Linked DNA regions of Homo sapiens: region 2 is linked to region 1. A link is a loop called in an ENCODE intact Hi-C map of the cell type or tissue named here. Cell type or tissue: B cell. All regions are shown on one strand. Links, peaks and the distances in the headings refer to the core of each region. The heading gives the core; the rest is flanking DNA. Region 1 has its middle 4.5 kb from the start of SPRYD4. Region 2 has its middle 14 kb from the start of APOF.

The links. Hi-C counts contacts between places; a loop is a spot of excess contacts. Peaks named below come from ENCODE experiments on the same cell type or tissue, not always from the same donor. Only the 100,000 strongest peaks of a DNase experiment are listed, where the experiment ranks them.
Region 2: a loop joins it to region 1, with 4 times the contacts of the local background. A loop is called at or near these places in 52 of 110 quality-filtered maps.

Annotation. Positions count from the first base shown.
Region 1 is chr12:56,461,386-56,466,762 of GRCh38, forward strand. No RefSeq gene overlaps it. Among named protein-coding and RNA genes, the nearest start is that of SPRYD4, 4.5 kb to the right of the region's middle. In B cell, for the core only: a CTCF peak has its summit at 3,109 (motif pointing left); a DNase peak (open chromatin) is centred at 3,106.
Region 2 is chr12:56,373,708-56,379,084 of GRCh38, forward strand. It overlaps the pseudogene APONP and the pseudogene LOC100128676. Among named protein-coding and RNA genes, the nearest start is that of APOF, 14 kb to the left of the region's middle. In B cell, for the core only: no CTCF peak of the experiment used is centred there; DNase peaks (open chromatin) are centred at 1,544, 2,214, 3,419 and 5,028; H3K4me3 peaks cover 1,841 bases; H3K27ac peaks cover 4,710 bases.

The DNA.
Region 1 (5,377 bases), core at 67-5,066:
CTAGCCAGCTCATATTATCAGGACCTGAAGAATATATCAGGTTTGAGTTCCATAAACGATCTACGCTGGACAGGTGTGGTGGCTCGTGCCTGTAACCTCAACACTTTGGGAGGCCAAGGCAGGAGGACTACCTTGTCAGGAGTTCAAGTCCAGCTTGGGCAACATAACAAGACCCTGTCTCTATAAGAAATTTTTAAAAATTAGAGGGTGTGGTGGCACGTGCCTATAGTCTTAGCTACTCAGGAGGCTGAGGTGGAAGGTTCACTTGAGTCCAGGAATTCAAGGCTACAGTGAGCTATGATTATGTCACTGCATTCCAGCCTGGGTGACGGAGCGAGACTGTGTCTCTTTAAAAGAAAACAAAATAGTATTTTACTGCCTATCCGGCCAGATTGTAAAAATATAAATAAATGTAAATATATATAAATAAATTATATATATAAATTATATATAAAATAAATAAATAAAATGTAAAAGGAAAAATAGCCAGTCATGGTGACTCATGCCTGTAATCCCAGCACTTTGGGAGGCCAAGGCAGGAGGATCACCAGAGGCCAGGAGTTCAAGGCTGCAGTAAGCTTATGGCACCACTGCACTTTAGCCTTGGCAACAGAGGGAGACTCTGTTCAAAACAATAAATAAAGGCCAGGCGCAGGGGTTCACACCTGTAATCCTAGCACTCTGGAGGCCGAGGCAGGCGGATTACTTGAGGCCAGGAGTTCATGACCAGTCTGGCCAACATGGTGAAACCCGTCTCTACTAAAAATATAAAAATTAGCTGGGCATGGTGGTGTATGCCTGTAGTCCCAGCTACTTGGGAGGCTGAGGCAGGAGAATGGCTTGAACCCGGGAGGTGGAGGCTGCAGTGAGCTGAGATCATGCCATTGCACTCCAGCCTGGGTGACAGAATGAGACTACGTCTCACAAAAAAATAAAAATAAAAAAAATAAATAAATAGATAAAATAAAAATAATAAAAACAAAATAAAATAAATACAAATAAATGAGCTGGGTGCAGTAGCACATGCCTGTAGTCCCTGCTATTTGGGAGCCTGAGGTTAAGGATTGCTTGAGCCCAGGAATTTAAATCCAGCCTGGACAATGTAGGCAGACCTGTCTCTTAAAAAACAAAAAAATCAAAGTATAAATGAATTGACGTGTGAATCACATATAAACATAAGTTATTATTATCATATATTGAACATCCTCTCTAGTGATTTCATTGTGGATGAATGGAGATGCAGTCCTCAGGAACTAGGTGACTATCCATCTCTGCTTCCACCATACAGAATCTCTATCCCAGCCCCCTACTCAGAATGCCAGGTCAGCATGTAACCCAGCTCCATTGTGTGGACAGTTTCAGCAGGACAAAGGCCCCAGCATAGCACAAGCCAGCCCAGCAGCCCCTTTGGCTAGCTCCTGAGGCCCTCCCCACCCCCTGCCCTTCTCCCTCTTTCTCTGGTTATGCTTTGCTGACTGCTGACTACTGGCAAAGTCCAGAACAATCACCAAGCACTGAGTGCATCATCTTTCTCCCATCCATAGTTAAGGGATCCAATTAGCACTTGGATCAGGCCAGGATTCCCACAAATTAGAAATGGGGTAATCCAAGAAATCAAGTAATAAAGAGATTAGCCCACCTTGCCTCCTCCTTTCTTTTCCTAGGGAGTCAGATACAACTTCAAGCCAAGCAGACCGGTGCTCACTATGGTCAGGTTCTGTTCTAAGCATTTTATATTTATCTCATGTATTGGTATTTTTTAGGGTTGTACCTTCCGTTTATTCCCTACTTACCCTATACCCTCTCTTTGGATGACCTCATCTACATCTACATCCACTTCATCCTTGAGATGCATATCCATATATCTATAGAACATTTCATTTAGCCCGTCCAAAACTGAACTGATTATCTTCTCATCCAAACATGCTTCTCCTTCTGCATTCCCTTATTAAGTCAGAAAGTCAGAAACTTATGAATCAGCTTTGACACCTTCCCTCATCCTCTCACTTCCATCTAATGTCACCAAAGCTCCAAGAATTCTACCTCTCAGTTAACTGAGTCTGCACCACATTTCACCTGAGAACTTTAGTGGTCTCAGACCCTGTTTGTCCCTGTTTCTAGTCTCGTCCCTTCCAATTCATTCTCCATATTGCTGCCAGCTTTATCTTTATATGGTACCCATAATTTGTAACTTCTCTGTGTTCCCTTCAACAGTTCCTGAATGCCTGAAAGACAGTCTAAACTCCTTCTCACGGCATGTAAGCCACTTCATCATCCAGCCTCAAGTTTTCCAACTGCTTTCCTTGTCTCCCCAACATGAGACTCTGGCAATATTGTGTTCCTTGTGGTTCCTTCCAATACTCTGTTCTAAATTTCATAACCCAGTGCGTTAGTCTAAGCTGTTCCTGTTGCCTCAATGTCTTTCCCGTTTTGTCTGTTAAGTAAAATTCTATCATATTCTAATTATTTTGCATTTAAGTTAAGAATTATAGGCTGGGTGTGGTCAGCACTTTGGGAGGCTGAGGTGGGCGGATCACTGGATGCCAGGAGTTCGAGACCAGCCTGGGCAACATGGTGAAACCCCGTCTCTACTAAAAATACAGCCAGGCATGGTGGTGCGCATCTGTGATCCCAACTACTTGGGTGGCTGAGGTAGGAGAACTGCTTGAACCCAGGAGGCGGCGTTTGCAGTGAGCTGAACTGCACTGCAGCCTGGGTGACAGAGCGAGAATCTGTTTAAAAAAAAAAAAGAATTATAATTACAATGAGCAACGAGGCAGCTAAATCATCTGAATGAGGAAGGTGAATTTATCAAATGAATGGTCAGCCTGTAAAAGGTAAATAATACAAGAGATGACAAGCAAGGCTATTCCCTGAATAAGGAATAAAGTAATGGATGTGTCTTAAGTGACGGTGTGAGGGATGTGTAGTGATTGCTTCAGCTCTCACAGGAACCAAAGGGGAAATCCTACAGAAACACAATCCTGGAACCTTCCCATTACTACCAAAATGCAAAGTATTGACAGAGCAGGACTTTGCTGAAGGAAATCTCTAAGCTCTCTTCTCACGTTATTTAGCTGACTGAAAAGTCTGGGCCATGCTGACCCCTGGTGGAGACAATGGGCCACTGCACTCCAAACTGGTGGCGAGGCCGGGCGGGAGGCCAAGACGGGTAGATCGCTTGAGGAAAGGGGTTCAAGATCAGCCTGGCCAACACGGTGAAACCCCGTCTCTATTAAAAATACAAAAAATTAGCCAGGCATGGTGGTGCATGCCTGTAGTCCCAGCTACTCGGGAGGCTGAGGCAGGAGAATCACTTGAACCTGGGAGGCGGAGGTTGCAGTGAGTTGAGATCACGCCACTGAACTCCAGCCTGGGTGACAGAGCCAGACTCTGTCTCAAAAGAAAAAAAAAAAAACTGGTGGAGAGAATGAGCCACTGCAGTCCAAAAAATATGGGAACAAAACTTTTTTTTTGTTTTGTTTTTTTTTTTTTTAAGACAGGGTCTCACTTCGTTGCCCAGGCTCACTGTAGCCTCGACCTCCTGGGCTCAAGCAATCCTCGTGCCTCAGCTTCCCAATTAGCTGGGACTACAGCCGTGCACCACCACACCTGGCTAATTCTAAAATTTATTTTGTAGAGATACGGTCTCCCTATGTTGCCCAGGCTGGTCTCGAACTCCTGGGCTCAAGTGATCCTCTCACCTCAGCCTCCCAAAGTGCTGGGATTACAGGCATGAGCTACCATGCCCAACCACCCTCTCCTTTTATACTCATTCGTTTTAATGAGCACATATTCTGTGGTAAAGGGAACACTAAGGCCCTGGGGCAAAGAGAACACAGTATTTAATCACCTTTCTTAAGAATTCATGACCTAAGCCGGGAGTGGTGGCTCATGCCTATAATCCCAGCACTTTGGGAGACTGAGGCAGGTGGATCACAAGGTCGGGAGTTCAAGAACAGCCTGACCAAGATGGTGAAACCCCCATCTCTACTAAAAATACAAAAAAATTAGCCAGGTGTGGTGGCAGGTGCACGTAATCCCAGCTATTCAGGAGGCTGAGGCAAGAGAATCGCTTGAACCTGGGAGGCGGAGGTTGCAGTGAGCCAAGATCACACCACGGCACTTGAGCCTGGGCAACACAGTGAGACTCTGTCTCAGAAAAAAAAAAAAAGGATTCACAACCTAATGGGTGATATAGGTTTCACTCAGCAGCACTGGGGAGAATGGAGACAAGTTAGACGGCTGATGCAGTTGACAGTGGGGGCTGGTAGGAGTAGGGGGAATGTGATAGGGATTCAGTGACAATCAGATATGTGAGAGGAGACAGACAAGCCAAGGACTCCATGGTTTCTGGGCAACTGGCTGAATATGGGTTGCAATTCATGAGATTCCCTCACTTGCTTAACCATTTCTGCTTTTCAAGCCATAGGTATGGCTTTTGGGAAGTCTCTTCCCACCACTCTCAAATATACTAAATCAGAGGTTTCTCCTTTGTTTCCTGAGCATCCTGTATGACTTCAATCATGGCACCTAGTGAATTATACTGCAATGGCCCTGTGAACTCTTGAAGAAATCATGTTTTGTGAAAACGAACAAAGAAGGTAGGCAGTAGTCATATCATGTAAAGCCTTGTGACCATGTAAGGGAATTTGAGGCAGGCACATTAACAGATTTAAGCAGGGAGGTTGCATGTCTGACTGTAATGCCGACATTGAATTAGAAGCAGACAGATAGAAGCTGGCAGATCAGCTTAGAAGCTACTCACATTTCTACATTGAAATGAGAAAGCCTTGTCCAGGCGCGGTGGCTCATGCCTGTAATCCCAGAACTTTGGGAGGCAGAGGCGGGCAGATCACCTGAGGTCAGGAGTTTGAGACAAGCCTGGCCAACATGGCAAAACCCTGTCTCTACTAAAAATACAAAAATTAGCAGGGCGTGGTGGTGGGCGCCTGTAGTCCCAACTACTTAGGAGGCTGAGGCAGGAGAATTGCTTGAACCTGGGCAGTGGAGGTTGCAGTGAGCCGAGATTCTGCCACTGCACTCCAGCCTGGGTGACAGAGTGAGACTCAGTCTCAATAAAAAAAATAATAAAATAAAATAAATAAATAAAAGAAATGAGAAAGCCTTAAGGCCAAGGATGACAGTGGCCTGAACTAGGGCCATGTGCATCATTCAAGGCAGTTACCACTCTGGGAGAGGAGGAAGAATTTTTGGTTAGTTATTTAGGCTTTTAAATATCTAGGCCAGAAGCCAGGTGTGGTGGCTCACACCTGTAATCCCAGCACTTTGGGAAGCTAAGGTGGGTGGATCACTTGAGGTCAGGAGTTCGAGACCAGCCTGGCCAACATGGTGAAACCCTGTCTCTACTAAAAAT
Region 2 (5,377 bases), core at 298-5,297, 87 kb before region 1:
GAACAGGCATTTCTCTAAGGAAGCTATACAGATGGCCAATAAGGACATGAAAAGATGTGCAACATCTCTAATCATTAGGGAAATGCAAATTAAAACTACAATGAGATACTATCTCACACCCACTAGGATAGCTATTATTTTTAAAAAGAGAAAACGACAAGTGTTGTCAAAGATGTGGAGAAAATGGAACCCTTGTGCTTTGTTGTTGGGAATGCAAAATGGTACAGGCCCTGTGGAAAACAGTATGGCAGGTCCTTAAATTTGTTTTGTTTTTTTTTTTGAGACAGAGTTTCACTTTTGTCACCCAGGCTGGAGTGCAATGTCGTGATCTTGGCTCACTGCAACCTCTGCCTCCTGGGTACAAGGATTCTCCTGCCTCAGCCTCCCAAGTAGCTGGGATTACAAGCATGCACCACCATGCCTGGCTAATTTTTTGTATTTTTAGTAGAGATGGGGTTTCACCATGTGGGTTAGCCTGGTCTCGAACTCCTGGCCTCAAGTGATCTGCCCGCCACCTCAGCCTCCCAATGTGCTGGGATTACAGGCAAAAGCCAGCGTGCCCGGCCCTTAAAAATTTTTAAATAGAATTGCCATACAATCTAGCAATTCCACTTCTGGATATATATCCCAGAGAATTGAAAGCAGGATTTCAAAAAGATATTTTCACATCTGTGTTCATAGCAGTACTATTCCCAATAGTCAAGAAATGGAAGCAACCCAAATGTCTCTCAATGAACGAATGGATTTTAAAAATCCACTTGGTGGTGGATGGCCACAGCGGTTCATGCCTGTAATCCCAGCATTTTGGTAGGTTGAGGCAGGTGGATCACTTGAGGTCGGGAGTTCAAGTCCAGCCTGGCCAACATGGTGAAACCCGTCTATACAAAAATAATATAAAAATTAGCCAGGCATGGTGGCAAGTGCCTGTAATCCCAGCTACTAGGGAGGCTGAAGCAGGAGAATCACTTGAACCCAGGAGGCAGAAGTTGCAGTGAGCCGAGATTGCACCTCTGCACTCCAGCCTGGGCGACAGAGTGAGACTCTGTTTCAAAAAAAAAAAAAAAAAAAAAAAAAAAGTGCATACATGCAATGGAGAATTATTCAGCTTTAAAAAGGAAGGAACAGGATGGGCAACTTAGTCAGGTCCGGTCTCTAAAAAAAATAAATAAACAAAATTAATGGGGTGTGGAGATTCATGCCTGTGGTCCTAGCTACTCAGGAGGCTGAAGTGGGAGAATTGCTTGAGGCCCAGAGGTCGATGTCCATCCTGGGTGTCAGAGTGAGGCCCCATCTCTTAAAAAAAAAAAAAGGAAGGAAGGAAATTCTGACACAAGCTACAACATGGATGAACTTTGAGGCTATTATGATAAGTGAAATCAGCCAATTACAAAAAGACAAATCCTGTATAATTCCACTTATGTGAGGTATTTACAGTACTCAAATTCATAGAAACAAAGTGGAAGGGTGGTTGCCACAGGCTTCAGGGAGGGGAAGATAGGCAGCTGTTGTTTAACCAATATGCAGTTTCCATTTTGCAAGAGAAAAAGTTCTGAATGTGGGTTGTACAACAATGTAAATATACTTACCACTACTGAACTGTACACTTAGAAATGGTTGTGGGCTGGGCACAGTGGCTCATGCCTGTAATCCCAGCACTGTGGGAGGTCGAGGTGGGCAGATCACCTGAGATCATGAGTTTGAGACCAGCTTGGCCAACATGGTGAAACCCCGCCTCTACTAAAAATACAAAAGTTAGCCAGGTGTGATGGCAGGCACCTGTAATCTCAGCTACTGCGGAGGCTGAGGCAGGGAGAATTGCTTGAGCCCGAGAGGTGGAGGTTGCAGTGAGCTGAGATTGTACCACTGCACTCCAGCCTGGGTGACAGCAAGACTCTGTCAAAAAAAAAAAAAAAGAAAGAAAGAAAAAAAGAAATGGTTATGATGATAAATTTTGTTATGTGTTTTTTTTTTCTTTTCTTTTGAGACAGGGTCTTTGTCACCCAGGCTGGAGTGCAGTGGGGTGATCATGGTTCACTGCAGTCTCGACATCCTAGACTCAGGTGATCCTCCCACCCTAGCCTCCCGAATAGCTGGGACTACAGGCATGCATCACCACCTGCTAATTTTTTGTATTTTCTGTAGAGACGGGTTTTTGCCATGTTGCCTAGGTTGCTCAAGCAATCTGCCCGTCTTGGCCTCCCAAGGTGCTGGGGTATTACAGACGTGAGCCACCGTGCTTGGCTTGCTATGTGTTTTTTACCGTACAAAAACTAAACTAAAAAAAAAAAAAAAGGAAGTGAGAAAATGATTTTTTTCTAGGAGATTTTTTAAGATGAAGAAAATAAGTTTTCCAGTTGAGTGAACTCACAGGGTAACAGAAAATAGATGAATAAAGACCCATGCTTAGTGTCTTAGTCGGCTAGGGCTGCCATAACGCAAAACTACAGCCTGGATGTCTTATGGAATATAAATTTACTTCTGACAGTTCTGAAGTCTGGAAGTACAGGATTAAGGTGTCAGCAGTTTCAGTTGCTCCTGAGGCCTCTCTAATCGGCTTGCAGATTGCCATTTTCTCACTGTGTCCTCACATGGCACATGGCCATTCCTCTATCCCCATACACTCTGGGTGTCTCTTCCTTTTTCCTTTTTTTTTTTTTTTTTGTGAGACAAGGTCTGATTCTGTTGCTCAGGCTGGAGTCTTGCTCTGTCGCCAGGCTGGAGTGCAGTGGCTCCTTCTGGCTCACTGCAACCTCCGCCTCCCGGGTTCAAGCAATTCTTCTGCCTCAGCGTCCTGAGTAGCTGGGACTACAGGCTCACTGCAACCTCCACCTCCCAGGCTCAAGCCATTCTCCCACCTCAGCCTCCCCTGTAGCTGGGACTACTGGTGCGCACCACCATGCCCAGCTAATTTTTGTATTTTTGGTATAGACGGGGTTTCACCATGTTGGTCAGGCTGGTCTCGTACTTCTGACCTCATGATCTGCCCGCATCAGCCTCCCAAAGTGCTGGGATTACAGGTGTGAGCCACCACGCCCGGCCTGTTTGCTTCTTTTTGATAGGGATACTAGATTAGCTGTGAATCCCAGCCTTCACTGCAGGTTTAACACAGAGAGCCTGTGGATCCCCCTGACAGCCTCAGTATGATCATCAGGAGGTCACAGCCAAGATCTATGGCTCCATATCTGCCTCATTCCTTGGGTTTGACAGAGTAGTTCTGAGCAGCAGAGTACAAAGCTGTGCCTGAGTTTGTAGCAGATTCCCACTCCTGGTGACAGCTAGACTGCATTACAGACATGCTGCTTCTGCTCATGCCCACAGTCTACAGTAGAAAAGGTACACTTGCTCTGAATTAGGCTGAACCCTGCCTAGCAGCTACAGAACAGACATCAAGATATCCCCTGGGAAGCATCTACCTGGGCTGCTGTCCTTATGGCACCTTGTATCTGGTTGAATAAACACCGCATGTTTTCACATCCTCCAGCCTAGAGATGAAGCTCTGGGGTCTGGGAGTTAGCCTGGTGGTCAGCGTGCTCCAGGGCAATCCTCAGTGCAAGGTCTATCTGGATCCTTGGTAGAAGGACCAAGTGGGTGAGGCCAGGAAAGGTCTTTGGGAGCAGGGTCTGGCATAGTTAAGACCCTACAGAGCGCATCTGAATCCCTAGAGATTAGAAAAATGGCACCAAGGGTGTTTATCTAGGTTTCACAGGATGCAGCAGGAGGCAGTAAAGGAGCAGTCATCCTGGGTCTTAGGTGATGCCTTGCTGAGTCAGACTATGCTGGAATGAATGACAATACTCAAACTGTTTCTCCTGGTCTGAAAGGAGCCCAGGGCTCAGAAGACATCTCATGCAATAACCTTCAGCTTCTGTTCCTTTTAAGTTGGCCCCAAGAAAAGAGAATGGGACTCAATTATTCTTCTTGGTCTCCCCATTCCAGATCACCAGACTTCCTCTGCTTCACTTCCTAATTATGAGGCCCAAATTACTACACAATCCCGTCAGTGAGAAGTGGGACTGCTCTGATAGGTGTAGACACTCTGCCCAGTTCCCTGTCCCATGAGGAGGGGAGGTGATTGTTTTCCCCGATACTCAGTTAAGGGACATAATCTCTACAAATATTTGTCCTTTTGTTAAAATCTTCAGCCTCAAAAGACATTGGCATTTCCGTGTCCCTGTCACATTTCACCTCCAGTTCACAAAAGAGGCCACAGAGACCCAGAGTCAAGAGAAATAAGAAAACTGTGATTCTGATATAAAAGCAGCTTTTTATTTCTCTTTTCAGTTTGCAAATTAACATAAGCAAGCTACAGCATTCGGGTGGGGAGTTAGAAAGTACAAAGAAGATGAATGGGGAAAGATAATACCCTTCATATCTAGTACATAATAAATCCACAGTATTTGACAACTGAAAGAAAGATAAATTGGGGAGAAGAAATAGGAGCTAGGAACTACTAAGAGAGGGGCAAAACTGATTCTAGTCACATGTCTTTTAGCTCTGGAATCAAGTGAACATACATCTGTCCTAAGCTGTTCCCATCATTCTTTTTTCCTCTTCTTTCTCCTCCTCTGTTCAACATTTCTAACTACCTGCTATGCTATGCTGAGTCTCTGTACACAGGTCTATCAGAGACATTTGAGAAAGTAAATGTAGTGGTAGGCTAAATCAGCCTGAACATATTTCTAAATAAGCCTGAAAATATTTCTTTATCAAGTCCAGTAAAATGAGTTTCAGAATTTTCGTGGCACGAATGAAAAAGTACATCTGGGCCGGGCGCAGTGGCTCACGCCTGTAATCCCAGCACTTTGGGAGGCCGAGGCGGGTGGATCATGAGGTCAGGAGATCGAGACCATCCTGGCTAACACGGTGAAACCCTGTCTCTACTAAAAATACAAAAAATTAGCCGGGCGTGGTGGCGGGCGCCTGTAGTCCCAGCTACTCAGGAGGCTGAGGCAGGAGAATGGCGTGCACCTGGGAGGCGGGGCTTGCAGTGAACGGAGATTGTGCCACTGCACTCCAGCCTGGGCGACAGAGCGAGACTCCGTCTCAAAAAAAAAAAAAAAAGAAAGAAAAAGTACATCTGATCTTCTATATATAGGCATTGCAAAGTTCTTTTTTTTTTTTTATTCTTTAGAGTTTGTTTATTGAAAATTTGAAGCAGAAAATGAAAAATAAATATTTTTAGGCCGGGCATGGTGGCTCACGCCTGTAATCCCAGCACTTTGGGAGGCCAAGGCAGGCAGATCACCTGAGGTCAGGAGTTTGAGACCAGCCTGGCAACATGGTGAAACCCCATCTCTACTAAAAATACAAAAATTAGCTGGGCATGGTGGCGGGTGCCTGTAATCCTAGCTACTTGGGAGGCTGAGGCAGGAGAATT